Regions from separate parts of the Homo sapiens genome. Here region 1 is linked to region 2. A link is an interaction called in ENCODE POLR2A ChIA-PET data of the cell type or tissue named here. Cell type or tissue: GM12878. All regions are shown on one strand. Each heading gives the region's core, and the rest is flanking DNA. Links, peaks and the distances in the headings are about the cores only. Region 1 overlaps LIMS1 (LIM zinc finger domain containing 1). Region 2 overlaps GCC2 (GRIP and coiled-coil domain containing 2).

What was found. Peaks named below come from ENCODE experiments on the same cell type or tissue, not always from the same donor. Only the 100,000 strongest peaks of a DNase experiment are listed, where the experiment ranks them.
Region 1: POLR2A ChIA-PET joins it to region 2 with 9 read pairs; 2 of 35 experiments call an interaction of 5 or more read pairs at or near these places.

Annotation. Positions count from the first base shown.
Region 1 is chr2:108,561,772-108,571,857 of GRCh38, forward strand. All of the region lies in intron 1 of LIMS1 (LIM zinc finger domain containing 1), which reads left to right. Among named protein-coding and RNA genes, the nearest start is that of LIMS1, 32 kb to the left of the region's middle. RefSeq lists an enhancer at 4,206-4,295. In GM12878, for the core only: no CTCF peak of the experiment used is centred there; a DNase peak (open chromatin) is centred at 4,290; H3K4me3 peaks cover 665 bases; H3K27ac peaks cover 992 bases.
Region 2 is chr2:108,503,801-108,513,886 of GRCh38, forward strand. GCC2 (GRIP and coiled-coil domain containing 2) reads left to right here. Exons shown (of 23, transcript NM_181453.4): 23 at 3,760-5,615. The coding sequence ends at 3,830. GCC2-AS1 (GCC2 antisense RNA 1) reads right to left here. Exons shown (of 3, transcript NR_135290.1): 2 at 8,130-8,212; 3 at 3,727-3,821. Among named protein-coding and RNA genes, the nearest start is that of GCC2-AS1, 25 kb to the right of the region's middle. In GM12878, for the core only: no CTCF peak of the experiment used is centred there; no DNase peak of the experiment used is centred there.

The sequences.
Region 1 (10,086 bases), core at 1,242-9,241, 58 kb after region 2:
TCACTCTGTTGCCAGGCTGGAGTGCAGTGGCGTGATCTTGGCTCAACTGCAACCTCTGCCTCCCGGGTTCAAGCAACTCTCATGCCTCAGCCTCCTGAGTAGCTGGGACTACAGGCTCATGCCACCATGCCCAGCTAATTTTTGTACTTTGTAGTAGAGACAGGGTTTCACCATGTTGGCCAGAATGGTCTCAATCTCTTGACCTCGTGATCCACCCACCTTGGCTTCCCGAAGTGCTGGGATTACAGGCATGAGCCACCATGCCCGGCCAGTGATCAGCAGTCTTTTATGTTACCATTGTAATTGTTTTGAGATACCACAAAAATGCACCCAAATAAGATATCACACTCAATTGATAAATGTTGTATGTGTTCTAACTGCTATACTTACTGGCCATTTGCCGATCTCTCACCCTCTCCTTGGGCCTCCCTATTCCCTGAGACACAACAATATTGAAATTAGACCAATTAATAACCCTATAATAATCTTTTAAGTGTTACAGTGAAAGGAAGAATCACACATCTCTCACTTTAAATCAAAAGCGAGAAACAAGTAAGCTTAGTGAGGAAGGCATGTTGAAAGCCAAGACAGGCTGAAAGCTAAGCCTCTTGCACCAGTTAGCCAAGTTGGGAATACAAAGGAAAAGTTCTTGAAAAAGTGCTACTCCAGTGAAAACACAAATGATAAGACAGCAAAACAGCTTTATTGCTGATACAGGGAAAGTTTTAGTGGTTTGAATGGGACATAAAACCAGCCACAACATTCCCTTAAGTCAAAACCTAATCCAAAGCAAGGCCCTAACTCTTCAATTCTATGAAGGTGGAGAGAGGTGAGGAAGCTGCAGAAGAAAAGTTGGAAAGTTAGTAGAAGTTCATTCATGAAGCTTGAGGAAAGATCTCCGAAACATAAAAGTGCAAGGTGAAGCAGCAGGTGCTGATGTAGAAGGTGCACCAAGTTATCCAGAAGATCTAGCTAAGATAATTAATGAAGGTGGCTACACCAAACAACAGATTGTCAGTGTAGACAAAATAGCCTTCTGTTGGGAGAAGATGCCATCTAGGACTCAAGGCTGGAGAGGGGAAGTGAATGCCTGGCTTCACTGTTTCAAAGCCTCAAAGGGCAGGTTGACTCTCTTGTTAGGAGATAATGTACCTAGTGACTTTAAATTGAAGCCAGTGCTCATTTACTATTCCAAAAAAGCCAGAGCCCTTAAGAATTATGCTAAATCTACTCTGCCTCTGCTCTATAAATGGAACACTGAAGTCTGGATGACCACATATGTGTGTGCAGCATGGTTTCCTGAATATTTTAAGCCCACTGTTGAGACCTGCTCAGAAAAAAGGATTCCTTTTAAAACATTGTTCATTGACAATGCATCTGATCACCTAAGAACTCTGATGGAGAGATGTGTAAGGAGATTAATGTTATTTCCATGCCTATTAACACAGCATCCATTCTGCAGCGCAGGGATCAAGGAGTAACTTCATTCTTATTATTTAAGAAATAAATTGCATAGGCTATATAGCTGCTGCAGATGGTGATTCCTCTAATGGATCTGGGCAAGTAAAATGAAAACCTTCTGAAAAAGATTCACCATTCTTCTTGCCATTAAGAACATTCATGATTTATGGCAGGTGGTCAAAATACCAACATTAGTAGGAGTTTGGAAGAAGTTGATTCCAGCCTTCATGGATGACTTTCGGGGGCTCAAGACTTCAGTGGAAGAAGTAACTGCAGATGTGGTGGAAATCACAAGATAACTAGAATTAGAAGTGGAGTCTTAAGTTGTGACTTGAATTATTGCAATTTCATGATAAAACTTGAACAGATGAGGGGTTGCTTCTTATGGATGAACAAAGAAAGTGATTTCTTGAAATGTAGTCTACTCCTGATGAACTTCCTGTGAACATTATTGAAATGATAACAAAGGATTTAGAATAATACATAAACTTAGTAAAGCAATGGCAGGGTTTGAGAGAATTGACTTCAATTTCGAATGTTCTAGTGGCCAGGCGCATAGCTCATGCCTGTAAATCCAGCACTTTGGGAGGCCAAGGTGGGAGGATTGCTTGAGCACAGGAATTTGAGATGTGCCTGGGCAATACAGCGAGATCCTGTCTCTACAAAAATAAAAATAATTAGCCAGGTGTGGTGGTGCACTATAATCCCAGCTACTTGGGAGGCTGAGGTGGAAGGATTGCTTAAGTCCAGGAGTTCAAGGCTACAGTGAGCTATGATCACACCTGGGTGACAGGCCAAGACCCTGTCTCAAAAAAAAAAAAAAAAAAAAAGGAAAAGGAAAGAAACATTGTTTGCCACAAGGAGGTTTTCTTCAATTGCCACAGCCACCCCAGGCTTCAGCAGCCACCATCCTGATCAGTCAGCAGTTGTCAACATCAAGGAAGACCCTGCAAAAGATAATGACTCGCTGAAGGCTCAGATGATTGCTAGCATTTTTGAGCAATAAAGTATTTTAAAATTAAGATCTGTACTTCTTTTTAGACATAATACTCTTGCACACTTTAGACATAATGCTCTTGCACACTTAATAGACTACAGTGTAGTGTGAACATAATTTTATATGCACTGAGAAACCAAAAAACTTGTGACTCGCTTTATTGTGATACGCACTCCATTGTGGTGGTCTGAAACTGAACCCTTAGTAGCTCCGAGGTATGCCTGTATAGAGATAGATAAAGAGATAGACTTATTTTGAGGAATAGGCTTGCAGGATTTTGGAGGCTGGCAAGTTTAAAATCCACAGAGACCCAATCCACTTGAGACCCAGGGAGGAGCCGGTGTTGCACTTCAAGTCTGAAGGCTGTCTAATGGCACAATTCAAACTCAGTTGTACTCCCCAGTTGCTTTTACCATTATGCTGTGCCTCTTATATAAACCCGTTAGCTCAGTGCTTGGCACGTCATACGATTTAGTATACAATTAAGTTCCACAAGAATGTTTGAAATGGAAGGTACGTAAGATTGCTGCAGCTATGTTGTCATGTTAGGGCTGAAGCTGGAATGGGGGTTGTCAAAGAGGGAAAGACAACACTGTAAAAAAAAAAAAGGTGTGGGTAACACTGTGTAGCCTAAGGGAACTTGTCTATTATAAACGTCCAAAATAAGCACTTTGTACTGTAGTCACTGTACCCCAAGGTTACAGGGAAGGAAAGGGCCAGCGCTCTGCCCTAGCTCTTTAAGAGAAACCCCTAGCTCTTTAAGAGAAACCCATAGTTCAGGAAGTGTTTGTGCTGGACAAAATCTCTGAGCTTTCTCCAAGTCGGTTTCTGTCAAAACTGAGAACTGCTCCATAACTGAGTTGACCTCTGGAATACTTGATTCTCTCAACTCAACTTTGTTACTTATGGCTGTTGTTAAAAGCCAGGAGGTAACTTTTTCCTTAGTTGGATACCGTCTTCGTTCCACAGAGTTTTTTAAATGGAATGTATGGAAAGGTTGCTAACAGCTATGTTGTCATGTTAGGACATAGCCAAGATGATACAATTTCTGGGAAGTTTATTACAGTGGCTACTGTAAAATTTGGTAGCACAAAGGTCTCTAATAAAATTTGGGAGGCACATAATTTAGTCGTCTACTAATCATAGATGGTGTTAAGTAACTCTTTTCTATCTTAGTTGGAGTAAGAAATAAAGTAACTTAAACTGCATTATGAATTAGAGTTATAATTCTATCTTGAAAGACAACTGAATATTAAAGTGAATGCTTAAGGAGGGAATGAACTTGTTTAAAAGGTAAGCAGGGAAATCATGACCTTTTAAACCATTCTTTGGAAATGTAAATTTTAAATATAAAATTGTTTTCCTTAATCTTATCTGATCATTAATTGACTTTTGAGACACAGTCCTTATGGTCTGTTTTATATATTGTGATCCTGTCTTAGTGCATTCCTGCTGCTATAACAAAATACCACAGACTGGGTAATTTTTAAATAACAGAAACTTACATTTCACAGTTTTCGAGGCTGGGAAGTCCTAAATGAAGGCACCAGCAGGTTCAGTGTCTGGTGAGGGCTGCCATCTTCTCCAGGATGGCACCTTGAAGGCTGTGGCTTCACATGACAGGAGGTGACAAAAGGACGTGGAAGTTCCCACCAGCCCTTCACAAAGCACTATTCTCATCTGTGACACAGAGCCCTCCATGCCTATCACCTCCTAAAGGCCTCACTTAATACTGTTGCATTGGGGATTAAGTTTCAACATGAATTTTGGAGGGAACACAAACATTCACACCATAGCAGCTCCTTTTTGAGTTTTGTGTTTTGCTGTCAGTTTCATTTTCTGTGTTGCTAGCTCTGTTTCATGTCTCTGTGAAGTAAAATGAAGCAGGCTCCGTCACTTACTGTGTTGTCTGGGCAGGTTAGGCCACTTCTCTGCTTTGCTTTCCTCATCAGCAAAGTGGGGATTACAGTCTTCCCTACTTTCCTTTCTGCAAGTATTAAATGTGGTTCCTGGCATATCACGCAGAGCAGTGCAAGACTCAGTAAGGCTTTAATTCATGTAAGCTGCTTTGATGAGGGTGATGCATTGATGCAATCCCCAGAAGAAGAATTAAGGAATCCAGCTGTGAGTGTCTTCTATGTCAGCAGTTCTCATCTACTCTTCAGATCACTTTTAAGATATATATTATTTATACCCTCATTTATATAGATGAGGAAACTGATTCTCAGAGGGTAAATTGCCCAGGGCCACACAGTAGGTGGCAGAGCTGTTAGAGTTTCAAATTTGAGTCTGTAAAACCCAAACCCTACTCTTTCCAGTGTATCATGCTGCTGTTGTCGTAAAATGCCAACATAAAATTTACCATCTTAAACATTTTTTTTTTTGAGATGGAGTTTCGCTCTTGTCACCCAGGCTGGAGTGCAGTGGCATGATCTCAGCTTACTGCAACCTCTGCCTCCTGGGTTCAAGCGATTCTCCTGCCTCGGCCTCCCGAGTAGCTGGGATTACAGATGCCCAGCACCATGCCCAGCTAATTTTTGTATTTTTAGTAGAGATGGGGTTTCGCCATGTTGGCCAGGCTGGTCTCAAACTCCTGACCTCAGGTGATGCTCCCGCCTCAGCCTTCCAACGTGCTGGGATTACAGGTGTGAGCTACTGCACCTGGCCCATCGTAACACTTTTTAAGTGTGTAGTTCAGTGGTGTTAAGTATGTTTATATTGTTGTGAAATAGCTCTCCAGAACTTTTTCATCTTGCAGAACTGAAACTCTATATCCATTGAATAGCAACTCCTGCTTTATCCCCAGCTCCTGGCAACCACTGTTCTACTTTCAATGTCTATAAATTTGAATACAGCAGATTCTCAAATAATGTTGTTTTATTCAACATGATTTTGTTATAATGTTGATGAGAACAAAAAATTGATTCCCAGTTGGGACCAGTGTCTGTGTGGGGTTTACGTGTTTCTCCCATGTCTGCTTGGGTTTTCTCCTGGTACTACAGTTTCCTCCCGCATCCCAAAGATGTACATGTTAGGTTAATTGATGTTAAAATCGTCGCAGTGTGAGTGGGTGTGGCTGTATGCCCTGTGACGGGATGGAGTCTCGTCCAGGGTTGGTTCCCATCTTGCTCCCTGAGCTGCTGGGATAGGCTCCAGCCACCTGCAACCCTGAACTAGAATAAGCAGGGTGGAAAATGAATGAATAAATGGACACACATTATTGTAAAATAAAAATTTGTAAAGTATATGATCATCATACAATAAATGATGATCAATAAAACACGACAGTAAACGATGTGGTACAAAAGCACTCAATGAAGATGCCCTGTTTTCCTTTTCTTTGCTTGTTTTTTGTTTTTTGAGATGGAGTCTCGCTCTGTCATCCAGGCTGGAGTGCAATGTCGTGATCTTGGCTTACTACAACCTCTGCTTCCTGGGTTCAAGCGATTCTCCTGCTTCAGCCTCCCAAGTAGCTGGAATTACAGGCATGCGTCACCATGCCTGGCTAATTTTTGTATTTTTAGTAGAGGCGGGGTTTCTCCATGCCGTTCAGGCTGGTTTTGAACTCCTGACCTCAAATGATCCTCCCACCTTGGCCTCCCAAAATGCTAGGATTACAGGCGTGAGCCACCTCACCCAGCCTGCCCTATGTTCTTGTTTGTTTCCAAATAACGTGGTGGCAGGAGGTGCTACTTGCAATTTTCACTTTGCAAACATTGATTCATTGATTTAACCACCATTTTGACCTCTGTCACTCACTGATTCACCAAAAATTGGGTAAATGGTTATTTTTATTCATCTGTCTTAAATGTCTGTATAACTCGTATTTATTTCAGTGCTTAATATTAGAAGTGTTTTGGGTATTTCGAAGTTTGGTGATATTTTTGTGACCAGAAATATGCCATAGGAACTTAACTCTTGTTTGTATCAATTAGCCTGCAGAAAAATTGGTTTCATTATATGTCCCTTCACTTAAAGTCATAGTTTCTGAGAACCAATTGTTAATATTGAAGATTTCCTATACTTTAGATACCTCCTATAGGTGGAATCATGCAATATTTGTTCTTTTGTGACTGGCTTTCTATTTCACTTCACATAATGTCCTCAAGCTTCATCCATGTTGTAGCTTATAACAAGATTTCCTTCGGGTTCATAGTATTCTACTGTTATGTATACCACATTTTATTTATCTATTAATCTGTTAGTGGGCACTTGAGTTCTTCCACATTTTGGCTATTGTGAATAGTGCTACTATGAACATGGGTTACAAATACCTCTTCAATACCCTGCTTTAGATTGTTCTGGATATTTACTCAGAAGTAGGATTGCTGGATCAAATGGTAGTTCTATTTTTAGTTTTTGAAGAACCACCTTACTGTTTTCCATAATACCCACACCATTTTACACCAACAACACACAAAGGTTCCAATTTCTCCACATCCCCACCTACATTTGTTATTCTTTGTTGTTTTGTTTTGTTTTAATAGTAGCCATTGTAATGGGTGTGAGGTGATGTTTCATTGTGATTTTGATTTGCATTTCTGATGATCAGTGATGTTGAACACCTTTTTATATGCTTGTTAGCTATTTGTATGTCATCTTTGGAAAAAAGTCTGTTAAATTCTTTGCCCATGTTGTAACCAGGCTATTTGATTTTTTTTGGCGTTGTTCTTTTTTTTTGAGATGGAGTCTCACTCTGTTGCCCAGGTTAGAGTGCAGTGGCACAATCTCAGCTCACTGCAACCTCCGCCTCCCAGGTTCCAGCGATTCTCCTGCCTCAGCCTCCCGGGAAGCTGAGACTACAGGCACGCACCACCATGCCCAGCCAATTTTTTGCATTTTTAGTAGAGATGGGGTTTCACTGTGTTGGCCAGGCTGGTCTCGAACTCTTGACCTCATGATCTGCCTACCTCATCCTCCCAAAGTGCTGGGATTACAGGCGTGAGCCACCGCACCTGGCCGTGTTGTTGTTCTTCAGGTACAGCAGTTCTTCATATATTCTGGATATTAAAGCCTCATCCATTCATGATTTGCAAATATTTTCTCCTGTTTCATATTTTGCCTTTTCACTCTGATTGGGTCCTTTGATGCACAAAAGTTTTAAAGTTTGATATAGTTCCATTTGTCTGTTTTTGCTTTTGTTGCCTGTGCTTTTAGTTTTGGATTGGGAAACCGTTGCCTAGTCCAATGTCATGCCTTTCTCCTTGTATTTTCTTCTAGGAGTTTTATACTTTGGGGACTTATGTTTAGGTTTTTAGTCCATTTTGAGTTAATTTTTGTATATAATTCATTCTTTTGAATGTGGATGTCCGGTTTTCCTAGCATCATTTGTTGAAGAAACTGTTCTTTCCCATCTTGCTGAGGTTTTTGTTGTTTGTTGTTTTTGAGACAGGGTCTCTCTGTGTCATCCATGCTGAAGTGCAGTGGTATAATCCTACTTCACTATGGCATGAACACCTAGGCTCAAGGAATCCTCCTACCTTAGCCTGCCAAGTAGCTATTATAGCATTACAAACACTCACCGCCATATCTGGCTTTTTTTTTTTTTTTTTTTAGTGATGAGGTCTTGCTATGTTGCCCAGGCTGATCTTGAACTCCTGGCCTCAGGTGATCCTCCCACCTTGGCCTCCCAAAGTGCTGGGATTACAGACATGAGCCACTGTGCTCAGCCATCATGCTGTTTTTTAAGGGTAGAGGAGGGAGAGTGAAGAGAAGGGATATTTATTTTGGGAGAAAAATAATGCAAAAGTATTTTTTAGCTTGTTTGCCACTACATAAATGGAGAAAAGTATACAAAAATCTTTGATAGGATAATATATTTACAGGAATTATGGAGAACTTATTTGACAGATATAGAGGAGTTTATTATTAATATTTGTTTGTATGGGGAAAGGAAATCAAGACATTATAGTAATACTAGGCCGGGAATGGTGGCTCACGCCTGTAATCCCAGCACTTTGGGAGGCCAAGGCGGACAGATCACTTGAGGTTAGGAGTTCAAGACCAGTCTGGTCAACATGGTGAAACCCCATCTCTATTAAAAATACAAACATTAGCCAGCATGGTGGCGCGTGCCTGTAATCCCAGCTACTCGGGTGGCTGAAGTAGGAGAATCTCTTGAACCCAGGAGGTGGAGGTTGCAGTGAGCCGAGATCTCACCACTGCATTCCAGCCTGGGCAGCAGAGCAAGACTCCATCTCAAAAAAATAAAGTAATACTATATTCTCTTTGGCTATGAAGAGACCAGCTTTCCAGAAACCCAGGGTTTTCTGGAATCCAGAAGTTGCTGGCAGGTTGGTCGTGGGGGAGGAAACCTTTTTAATGCCAAACTAATGAGTCTGAACTCCCACAAGCAAACAAACAGAAGATAAAAAAAGCTGAACTCTAAGGGGTTGTCTCCTGTATACTGTGATGGCCTGATTCACAGAGGGAGTGGCCGCATCTCAGAGGGAACGTGGCCATCCTGGGAGGCGGTGGAGAAGAGCGGGAGGAGTTAGCAAGGGAGAGCCCTGGAGGTCCGCAGTGCTGAGAGTGGTTGTGAGCAGCGACCTTGAGGAAGACCAGACTGAAGGTACTGGCTCTGCAGTCCTGCCCTGGAGGGGAAAGGGAGGCCAAGACCGCTCCTCCATCCCCTAAGTGTTAGCCGTCAGCTAGCTAATCCCAGCCTCTGGGAGCTCTTAATAGCTAACTGAAGAAAAATAACATAGCTTTTGGTCTAATGTGGTAACATTTCTCAAAGTTGCTAAAAACATTTCAAATGTCTGAATCTTCTTTTAAAATCTCTGGGCATTAATCAGTTACAGAAATCTTATTTGTATCTTTATTTCCTTTCCTTTCTGCATCAGATATTATTACGTATACTGTTTATTGGGAGGGATGTAAATATTATGCACCCTTCCCTCAAGAAGCTTAGAGTGCAGTAGAGAAGACAGAGTGTTTATAAATAATGGTAAATATTTATGATACCAGTGGTAATAGTAGTAATCATAAGATATAAGGTTGTCTTTCTAGATAACCATTTGAGGTTATCTGGAGGGAGAAGGAAGATCTTTTTAAGGGTGGAGAAATTGAGAGCTAAAGATTATGTAAACTTTACAGGTGTGAGTCTTCCACACATTGCATCTGACATGTAAATAGCAAGAGGCTCCATGAAAATGACTCTGTTAGTCATGTTAGTGTGAACAGTGATCGTGGATGTTTTGAGCCACAGTCCACTACTGTTCCCAGTGTGCTGGACATTCTCCTTGAGCTATTTATAAACAGGAAATATACCTCTTTGAAAATAAACATTGGCGTACATAATTGCACGGAATCCTGTTACTCATCTAAGGTGGGACAATAAATAGCCTTAAAAAATGTTGTAATACCTTACATTGGAATAGCATTTTATTGTGAACAAGGCAGTCTGTTTTATGAATAGTACAAAAGCTTACTAATGCTGTGATAGAAGTAGGAATGAGTGTTTTAGACAGTGAATCTTAAACGTTTAATCTTTTCTTTCGTTGAAGACTATCACTTTTCAGTTTCTGACAATTTAGCACATAATTCTGTATGATAAGAAAATACAGATGGGGACATGGGCTTAATGCTATTGAGGAAAACTGTTCAATGTAGGGACAGGCACCTGA
Region 2 (10,086 bases), core at 1,170-9,169:
TATTTTTTTAAAATCAAAAGAATACAAGCTGGGCTCAGTGACTCACACCTGTAAGCCCAACAGTTTGGGAAGACCAGGCAGGAGGATTGCTTGAGAACAGGAGTTCAGAATCAGCCTGGGCAACATGGCGAGACCCTATGTCTGCAAAAATTTTAAAATATCCCAGATCTGGTGGCATGTGTCCATAGTCCTAGCTACTCAGGAGGCTAAGGCAGCAGGATTGTTTGTTATAAGGAGTTCGAGGCTGCAGTCAAACTTCTGGTCGAAATCCTGGTCATGCCACTGCATTTCAGCCTGGACAACAGAGTAAAACCCCATCTTTAAAAAAAAATTAAGAAATAAAAATAATATGTCAAACATTAGAATATGTTGCATCTAGTAAGGGTAAGCAATTATTTCTTGAAACTCTACATATATACATGAGTGTTGGTAAATACCTGACTGTATCATCAGCTCTAGATATAAAATGTTTATGATGTTGGCTGTAAGTTAATGAGGAATAGTTTTCCTTTCTGTGGGTTTGGGTGTATTTGGGAAACATTAGCTTAGGGGGTAAAGTAGGTTACCCAACTCGGAAAAGCAACATCAAAGTCCTTATAATTAACACATATTAGGGGCCCAACTTAAATTTCAAGCAGATGTCATGAGCTGCTCAGAGTAGCGTGTTACAACTCTGCGTTATAAGGTAAAGTGACTTAGAGTGTAACAGTAGTCCCCAAACAATGTCAAATAGACACTGGTAAGTATAGATTGCTCCTCTCCTTGCATCACAAATGTTAATTCACCTTGCCCCCACACACATTAAAACTCAGCATATTTCACAAATTGAGTGTTTCATTTCTATTTCAGGTAGACTTATGGTAAGTCAGTTTTGCTCCCCAAATAAGTTAGCCATATAGTACTTCTATATGCAAAATTTGAATCTCAATTTTACTACTCAAGCAGGAAGTAAAAGTCATTTTTCTATATCTTCTTTGCTCCCAGACTGTGTTACAGTTTACAGATCTGAATATTGTCACTTGTACACCATACATACACAGAGGTCTAAAACTCTCTACAAGTAAATAAAGACGAAAAAAAAGCCCAGCAACCCAATAGGAAAATAGGCCAAGCCTGTTATAGGCTTTTTGATCATCTCCAGACTGGCAGGCAGAGAATGCATACTCACACTGTAAGTGCCTGATTTGATTTGCTGAGGATATAGAACCTTATCAGAAAACAACCTTCCAAGGCAAGAGCAAATGCATCCTATCTTAGCACAGCTTTTCTCCAATTCTTATTTACCTAAGGAGATGAATAGCTGCCAGGAACATTGTTTGCACAAGGGCAGGGGCCTGCCAGATCTGAGAACACAGCAAAATTTTTGTCAAAAATCTTATATTCAGCTTACACCATTCATTTCAGGGGAACATACAACAGTCTGCATTTCAGTTTAGGGAAATGTTTACAGTCGTCTGGTTCTCTTTATTCTTGGGAACAAGGTTACCTCACTTGAAATACATAACCAGTGCCAAGTTGTCCATCCCTAAGCAATATCGCTTCCTCCTACTTTCTAGAAGTTCTTCAGATTGTGGAAGACAGACTTCTCAGAATTCTTTGCCCTCATTCCCTCCTCCAGAAATTCATGCCTTTGTATAATCTCTTCCCCTTGAGAGCCAGTAGGCTAACCTAATGAGTTATTTTTAACCAGTAGAATACAGCAAAAATGATAGATTACAAGAGATTGTGGCTTCTATCTTGCTAGCGGACTCTCTGTCTTCTCTGCTTGCACACTTTGTTGAAGCAAGCTACCATCCCATAGGCAAGGAACACAGGCCATCAGTTTAGCGGCCTTGAGGAACTAAATTCTTCCAACTACCACATAAGTTTGGAAGTAGATTCTTCTCCAGTCCAGCCTTCAGATGAGACCCCAGCCATGCCAACATCTTGATTGCAGCCCTGTGAGAGTCCTTGAAATAGAACCATTTCTGATCTCCTGACCCACAGAAACTGTGAAATAAATATGTGTTAAGGTACTAACTTTGTAATTTGTTACGCAGCAGATTGTAAATAACACGCAGATAAAACCAGACAGAACAGAAAAATAAAATGGCTTTAACTCTAGAAAATTTCCCCATGTAAAATTTTGAAAATGCTACTCTGCCTAAGGTCAAACTGACATACATATATACGTATGAAAACACAGAAAGGTGTCTGGAAGGATAATACCAAATTAAATCTTTATCCAAGAGGAATGAAAACCAGTATTCACACAAAAACCTATGCACAAACCTTGTGAATATATTAAAAACCAGTGACTTATGCACTTTAAAAAGGTGAATTATGTGGTATATGAATTATATCTCCAAAACATTTAATTAAAAACCTGTACACAATTATTCATAGAAACTTTCTTTAAAATTGCTAAAAACGAGGAAGATCTCAGTTATCCTTCAACTGGCAAATGAATAAACTGGTACAGCCATGCAATTGAATACTGCTCAGCAATAAAAAAGAATGCACTGCCAGTACAGCAACATGGATAATTCTCAAATGCCTTATGCCAGTTGACAGAGGTCAGACTCAAAATACTATGTACAGTGTGATTCTACTTATATGACACTCTGAAAAAAGCAGAACTATAAGGACAGAAAACAGGTTAGCGGTTGCCAAGGAGTGGGAGAAGCAGCCAGGGAGAACTTTGAGGAGGTGAAAATGTGCCAGGCCTTGGTCGGTGGTGGTACGTAACTGTGCATTTGTCAAGACTCAGTGCTATATGCTGAAAAGGGCAGGTTTTACTATAAGTAAGTTGTACCTCAATAAACATGATTTTTAAATGATTAAAACTTTGGTTTTTGTTTGTTTTGGTTCAGTTTTAAGGTTTACCATAAATCTATTGGTTTTAGATTCTAAGTTGTATATAAGCTTCTGTTTTAAAAGAATTTTTTTTTAAATCCTCTTATCGTCAACAATACTTAGTTGTGCTGGAAATTTTATTTTGGTATTGTTTAATGGAGAAAGACAAATAATGTTCGAGAACAGACATTGATTCATAACATCAAAGTATATTGTGAGAAGATGGTATTTCAGAATAGAAGAAGAATTTCTTATGTGCTGGTAGGATTGTTTGTAAATAATCATTTCTGCATGATTTTCATAGCTGGATTTCTTTAATAAAGCCATTTAAAGGTTAAGTTCTAGATTGCTTCATGTTGCTTATCAATGTTTTAAAGCTAAAATAGAAAATTAGCTGTTAAGTTGGCTCAACCGGAAATTCAGTATATCCTTTAAAAAGAGAAATTTAGTAAGTAGTGTGTCTAAAGAATGACATATGGATGGGTACAGTGGCTCGTGACTGTAATCCCAACAATGTGAGGCTGAAGTGGGAGGATCACTTGAGCCCAGGAATTTGAGACCAGCCTGGAAAACAGTGAGACCCGCATCTCCACAAAAAAAACAAAAAATTACCCAGGCATGGTGGCACACACCTTGTGGTCCCAGTTGCTTGGGAGGCTGAGGTGGGAGAATCACTTGAGCCTGGGAGATCAAGGCTGCATTGAAGTCTCATCACGCCACTGCACTCCAGCCTGGGTGACAGAGCAAGACCCTGTCTCAAAAAAAAAGAACCCCCCCCCCCAAAAAAAAGGCATGTAATCAGTAAAAAACACATTATTTGCTTATATTGTAGAGTGATTCTAAAATATAGATTTTACATTGAGAAATTTTAATACTCTCTTTTTTCTTTTATTTTTCTTTTTTTTTTTGTTTTACTTTCCAAAGGTGAGGAAGAAAATGCTTCCCGTTCTTCTGGATGGGCATCCTATCTTCATAGTTGGTCTGGACTTCGATAGGTTGATGGAAGGAATATTTTTATTAACCAAATAGAATCTATTTACAAAAATGGTTCACGTATATTACCACAATTCTTTTGTCAAAAAGTGTGTATATATGTTTGCATCTACATATATTTGTACATCTATATGACAGATGTATTTTAAAAGTTTCATCTTGAAGTAAAAGTACAACAGCTTGAAGTGTTGATAGCAGGCCACAGCCCTCTAACTCATGTGATTTCCCATGCATGCTGCCAGAATAAAACCACCAGGAATGAATTCACTCCCCACTTCTCTGGAACCTCAGGACCCGCCCATTTCTCGGCAGTACTGTGAATTTTGAAGTTAAACTAAATTTTGGTACCATACCAACTGGAATTTAGGCTTTAAAAATAATGTTTCAAGGCCAGGTGTGGTGATTCATGCCTGAAATCCCACTACTTTGGGAGGCTGAGGCTGGAGAATTGCTTGAGGCTAGTGAGCTGTGACTCCCACTGCACTCCAGCTCGGGGAACAGAGCGAGACCTTGTCTCTAAAAATAATAGTAATAAAATAAAAATAACGTTTTATGACTATTTATTGCAAGGTCAGAGTTACAGATTGTTATAAATTGTTGAGAAATTTTTGTGATTAGAATATGAAGGAAAAAGCTTTGTTGGTAAAAGTGACATGTTAAGGGGCTATGAAGTAAATATGCTGCAGTTAATTATGCTAAGTTAAAATACAGTTTAGTTATTTGCTTTAAAATAAACTCTTCTTTTTTTCTTTAAAGTATACTATCTCAAAACTCATTATGTTGTCAGAGCCCTAGAGCTGGCTAGTGTAACACTGACTATGAGTAGGTGGGCCCACACTTGAGTTGAGGTGATTTCATGGTGTCTTTCCAGGCTCTTGATAGGGTGTCACTGCATGCAAGCCATGAATCTGTTTTGAGAATCCTCTCCATTTTCCCAAATAAAAACCTATCACAACAGTGACTATATCACTCAGCATTGGATCTAAATATAAAAGTGGTGCTTTCAGTGTTTTTGGCAGATAGTGTTCCATAAGCTTTCCATCAGAAGGGATTTTAGACACCTTAGAGGTCCGTGCTACATCGTCACAGTTCCTCCGAATAACCTTAGGTGGTAGTGTTACTTGCCTTTGACACCTCTGCATATGTTTTAATGACTAGATCCAAACTGTGTTGTTCTTAAATCAAAAATTGGATAATTTGTAATATTTATGTGTTAATCACACAGTATGCTCTCTGAAGTTCTCTTAAGCCTTCAGTTTATACTCTTAATTTAATTTTCTTTCTGAGCTGGAGAACTGGCTTTGCACTTTGGTTACACAGAACATTGGTTTCCAATTCAGTTTAACTGAAATTTGCTGCTGATATGTTGAGTTTGTTCTTTAAAAAATAGCTCATATATCTCATCTTTCCTCCTGTCTTAGAAGAACAGACCTAACTAGTGAATGTATTAATGAAAATGCATCTATTTCAGAGCTGACATGAAGAGTTTAGTTTTTTTACTTTATAAACTGTGAATATGAGTATGCCAGCTGCATACGATGTAACTAATCATATTTAAATATATTTCACTTTCTCTTTGACTTTAGACCTTTTGAAGTCTGTATAAACTTGTTTTGAAATATAGTCTCTGCTTACGAATGTCATAACAAAATAATTTTTTGCATGATAAAAAATTACTTTGATTACAAAAGGCATATTCTTTCATGGTTTCTGCAATGAGAGGAAGTGTAATGATTATTTTAATATTTCTATTAAATATGTTTAACTGTATATTTTTATGGCTGCTCTTTTATGTTACACACTGTCTCTTTGGGGTTGTTAATTGGTTTCTGAAAGGGAACTTCAAACTCCTTTACTACTGGCCTTACACGATTGGTCCCTATTAGGTTGTCGAGAGAACATCGACCAACTCTTTGATACCCACCAGGTAGACCGTAGTACCTGCCATGTCTGACACCCTGCATCCAGCTAAAACTAGAAACAGCACTGGGCCTCCCTGTAGACAAGACATTGATTTGACCAGAAGCAGATGTCTGGCTAAGGCTGCCAACCAAAGGGTGGCCTTAGATGAAGGGCTTTGTTCAGTTAGGGGCAGAGGTCATTAATTTTTTTTTTTTTTTTTTTTTGAGACAGAGTCTTGCTCTGTCGCCCAGGCTGGAGTGCAATGGCGCGATCTCGGCTCACTGCAAGCTCTGCCTCCCGGGTTCACGCCATTCTCCTGCCTCAGCCTCCTAAGTAGCTGGGACTACAGGCGCCCGCCACCATGCCCGGCTAATTTTTTGTATTTTTAGTAGAGACGGGGTTTCACCGTGTTAGCCAGGATGGTCTCGATCTCCTGGAGGTAATTAATTTCTTTGGATGTTTGGACTAGGATATGGGGAGAGACAGAGCAGAAAGAGAAACACAGATGCCACAAGAAGGAGGAACAGAGCTAACCCTGCATAGGACTGGACACAGCAGCCAGACCAAGAGAGGCATCTAGTGAGAAGCAGCTCTTCAGCCCTGGGCCTGGTGCACACATCACTCCTTGGTTTCTAAGAACCAAATTTGGCCCAGCACAGTGCCTCATGCCTGTAATCCCAGCACCTTGGGAGGCCAAAGCGGGTAGATCATGAGGTCAAGAGATCAAGACCATCCTGGCCAACATGGTGAAACCCCATCTCTACTAAAAACACACAAAAAATCAGCTGGGCATAGTGGTGTGCACCTGTAGTCCCAGCTACTTGGGAGGCTGAGGCAGGAGAATCACTTGAACCCGGGAGGCAGAGTCCAGTGAGCCAAGATCACACTACTGCACTCCAGCCCGGTGACAGAGTGAGACTCCGTCAAAAAAAAGCCAAATTCATACAGTCCCTGAGGAGTGGGAACTGATGCACATCTCTTGTATACAATAAGCTATGCTTGTGCTCTGAACGGTGTAAGATTGAGAATTGTATTCCTTTAAAGAAAGTTCGGCAGAACTGTAACTGAATTACTAACAAGGCACTGAGAAGGCATACCATACTTTGTATTCTTTTTAAAGTCCCTGTTAGGTGGTGGTGTAGCTGGAAGTGTATAGTATTGAGGATGTAAAGTTTCCCCTAAAAAATTTTTGGTATTTGGCGAATGGCATAACACATCAAAAAATTGGTTGTATCATATGATTAAATTGCAACGTGATGATTTCAACTTGGTGGAAGACTTCTGCTTCGTCTTGGTATCTGAAAATCCCCTTTGCTTCAAACTTAATACACACCAAGGAGAACAACCTGATACAAGTTTGCAAGTGTCTTTGAGCTAATGGTTTTTCGTGGGTATTAAAAAGCATTGGGTTATTTATGTATAATTACGTAGAAAGAAAATGTTCCATTCAAGATACGGTTACACGAAAAGGCATCTAGTTGGGACCTTCAAATTATTACTTATATACCTACAGAAAATTCCTATAAATAGGCCGGGCGCGATGGCTCACACCTGTCATCCCGGCACTTAGGGAGGCCAGGGTGGGCAGATCACCTGAGGTCAGGAGTCCAAGACCAGCCTGGCCAATATGGTGAAAACTTGTCTCTACGAAAAATACAAAAATTAGCCAGGCATGTTGGCCCATGCCTGTAGTCCCAGCTACTCAGCAGGCTGAGGTAGGAGAATCACTTGAACTCGGGAGGGGAGGCTGCAGTGAGCCAAGATCACACACCACTGCACTCCAGCCTGGGCAACAAAGTGAGACCCCCATCTCAAATAAGGAAAGAAAATTCCTATGAAGAAACACTATACCTCTGAGTTTCAATAATAGAGATGATTAACCCAGTTTCCCTGCAAGGATGTGCTCACTGTGAACAGATGTAGTGGTTACCACTCCAGATGTCTGCCTAGCATTTGAGACAACAGTCCCTGTCACCCCTGCCTCTCTCTGGGAACTTCTGCCCCACCACCATACAGAGGGGCAGTAGGCCCAGCCATAATCAACTGAAACAGATACAGAGTTATGACCTGAGCCTAGGCAATTAGGTTTTCTCAGGAATATGGATCTGGGACTAAAGAACTCAGCATCTTCCTGTGACTGGAATTGTAGCATGTAAGTACAGAAGCTTTGGAGTGCCCAGAAAGAGCAGAGAAAGCCAGCCAAGAGAGTGCCAGGTTTAAGTTGACAGAAGAGGTCAACAAAATCGTGAAGTGAGTGTTCTGGGGACCTGAGAGTCAAGGGACTGGATTCTGTACAATGTCTCTGCATCATCATAGTAAACTTTCTACACATGCTTTGAAAGTAAATATCAGATAATTTGGAGCACAGTATAATGGTAAAGTATAAAATGTGAACTTACACAAGTACACCACAATTTCCGCCTCACTGACGAATAACTTGGGGCATGTTCTTCTTGACTGCTCGGAGCCCCCATTTCTTTATCTGTAAAAAGGAAATAAATTACATAGCTGTGAGTTATTGGATGACATCATAAAACCCAGCACAGAGGGCTGGACGCGGTGGCTCACGCCTGTAATCCCAGCACTTTGGGAGGCCACGGTGGGCGTATCACGAGGTCACGAGATCGGGACCATCCTGGCTAACATGGTGAAACCCTGTCTCTACTAAAAATACAAAAAATCAGCCAGGTGTAGTGGCGGGTGCCTGTAGTCTCAGCTACTTGGGAGGCTGAGGCAGGAGAATGGCGTGAACCCAGAAGGCAGAGCTTGCAGTGAGCCAAGATTGCACCACTGCACTCCAGCCTGGGCAACAGAATAAGACGCCATCTCAAAAACAAACAAACAAAAAAAAGCCAGCACAGAGTAGGCATGCCAGCATTCTCTCCCTTCTCAGCCTGCAAAAAGATTTATCAATTTACCTCATTTTCTTCTGTTCCTTGTTCTGACCTCAGTGCATGACCCATAGCACCAAGTGTTACTGTCGTTTATGAGTGAACAATTGAGTTAATAAGGAAATAAATTGAATGTTTTCTAACATTTTGACCTTAACTTATTTTTTAAAACTTTGTACCTCCCAGAGCTGGGAAGAGATTCCAGATTTCCCGACTTAGTCCAGAATGATGACTAATGCTGGACTTCGTCTATAGCTCTTATTGAAATGTCAGAAAACATTTTTTTCCCCAAAAACTATTAACTGATAAATTTATAGCATCAAACTGCATTTTTTAAAGGAGGCTTTTTGTTTTTTCTTTTTTGAGAGAGAGAGAGTCTTGCTCTGTCAACCCAGGCTGGAGTGCCTTGGCATAGTGTCAGTTCTCTGCAATCTCTGCCTCCCGGTCTCAGGTGATTCTCCTGCCTCAGCCTCCCAAGTAGCTGGGACTACAGGTGTGCACCACCACATCCAGCTAATTTTTGTTTGTTTGTTTTTGGTAGAGACGAGGTTTTGCCATGTTACCTAGGCTGATCTTGAACTCCTGGACTCAAGTGATCCACCCACCTCGGCCTCCCAAAGTGCTGAGATTTCAGGTGTGAGCCACCACACCTGGCCAAAAGAGACTTTTTTTTTTTTTTTTTTTTGAGACGAGTGTCGCTCTGTCGCCAGGCTGGAGTACAGTGGCATGGTCTCAGCTCACTGCAACCTCCACCTCCTGGGTTCAAGTGATTCTCCTGCCTCAGCCTCCGGAGTAGCTGGGACTACAGGCACGGGCCACCACGCCCGGCTAATTTTTTGTATTTTTAGTAGAGATGGAATTTCACTGTGTTAGCCAGGATGGTCTTGATCTCCTGACCTCGTGTTCTGCCCACCTTGGCCTCCCAAAGTGCTGGGATTACAGGCGTGAGCCATCGCGCCCAGCCCATGCGCAGCTAATTTTTTTTTTTTTTTGGATTTTAGTAGAGACAAGGTTTCACCATGTTGCCCAGGCTGTTCTTGAACTCCTGAGTGCAGGCAATCCGCCCACCTCACCCTCCCAAAGTGCTAGGATTACAGGTGTTTGGTTTTTTGTTTGGTTTTCAAGCAACCTTTCTAAATTTTGCTATGCTCACTCTTTCTTCACATGTTGGTACTGGCTAGATACAGATTTTGCTTTCCTATTGGAGACTTTTGAGAGCTGGCTATCCCCTCTTGCTCCTTTTCTTTTTTCTCTTCCCTACTTCCAAGTTTCTTGCTCTTTTTCTTACCCCATAAGTTACCAGAAATTCATACGCCCTTGAGAGCGCTTTTTGTTTGAACTTCAGTCTTTGGTTTCATCAACTTTTCTAAGGAAATTGATCTGTTAATGAAAGTTGGCTTGCTTGACTTCAGAATATCTGTATTATTCAGTGATATGTGTTTTTCTGGTTGCTTTGTTTGAGCAC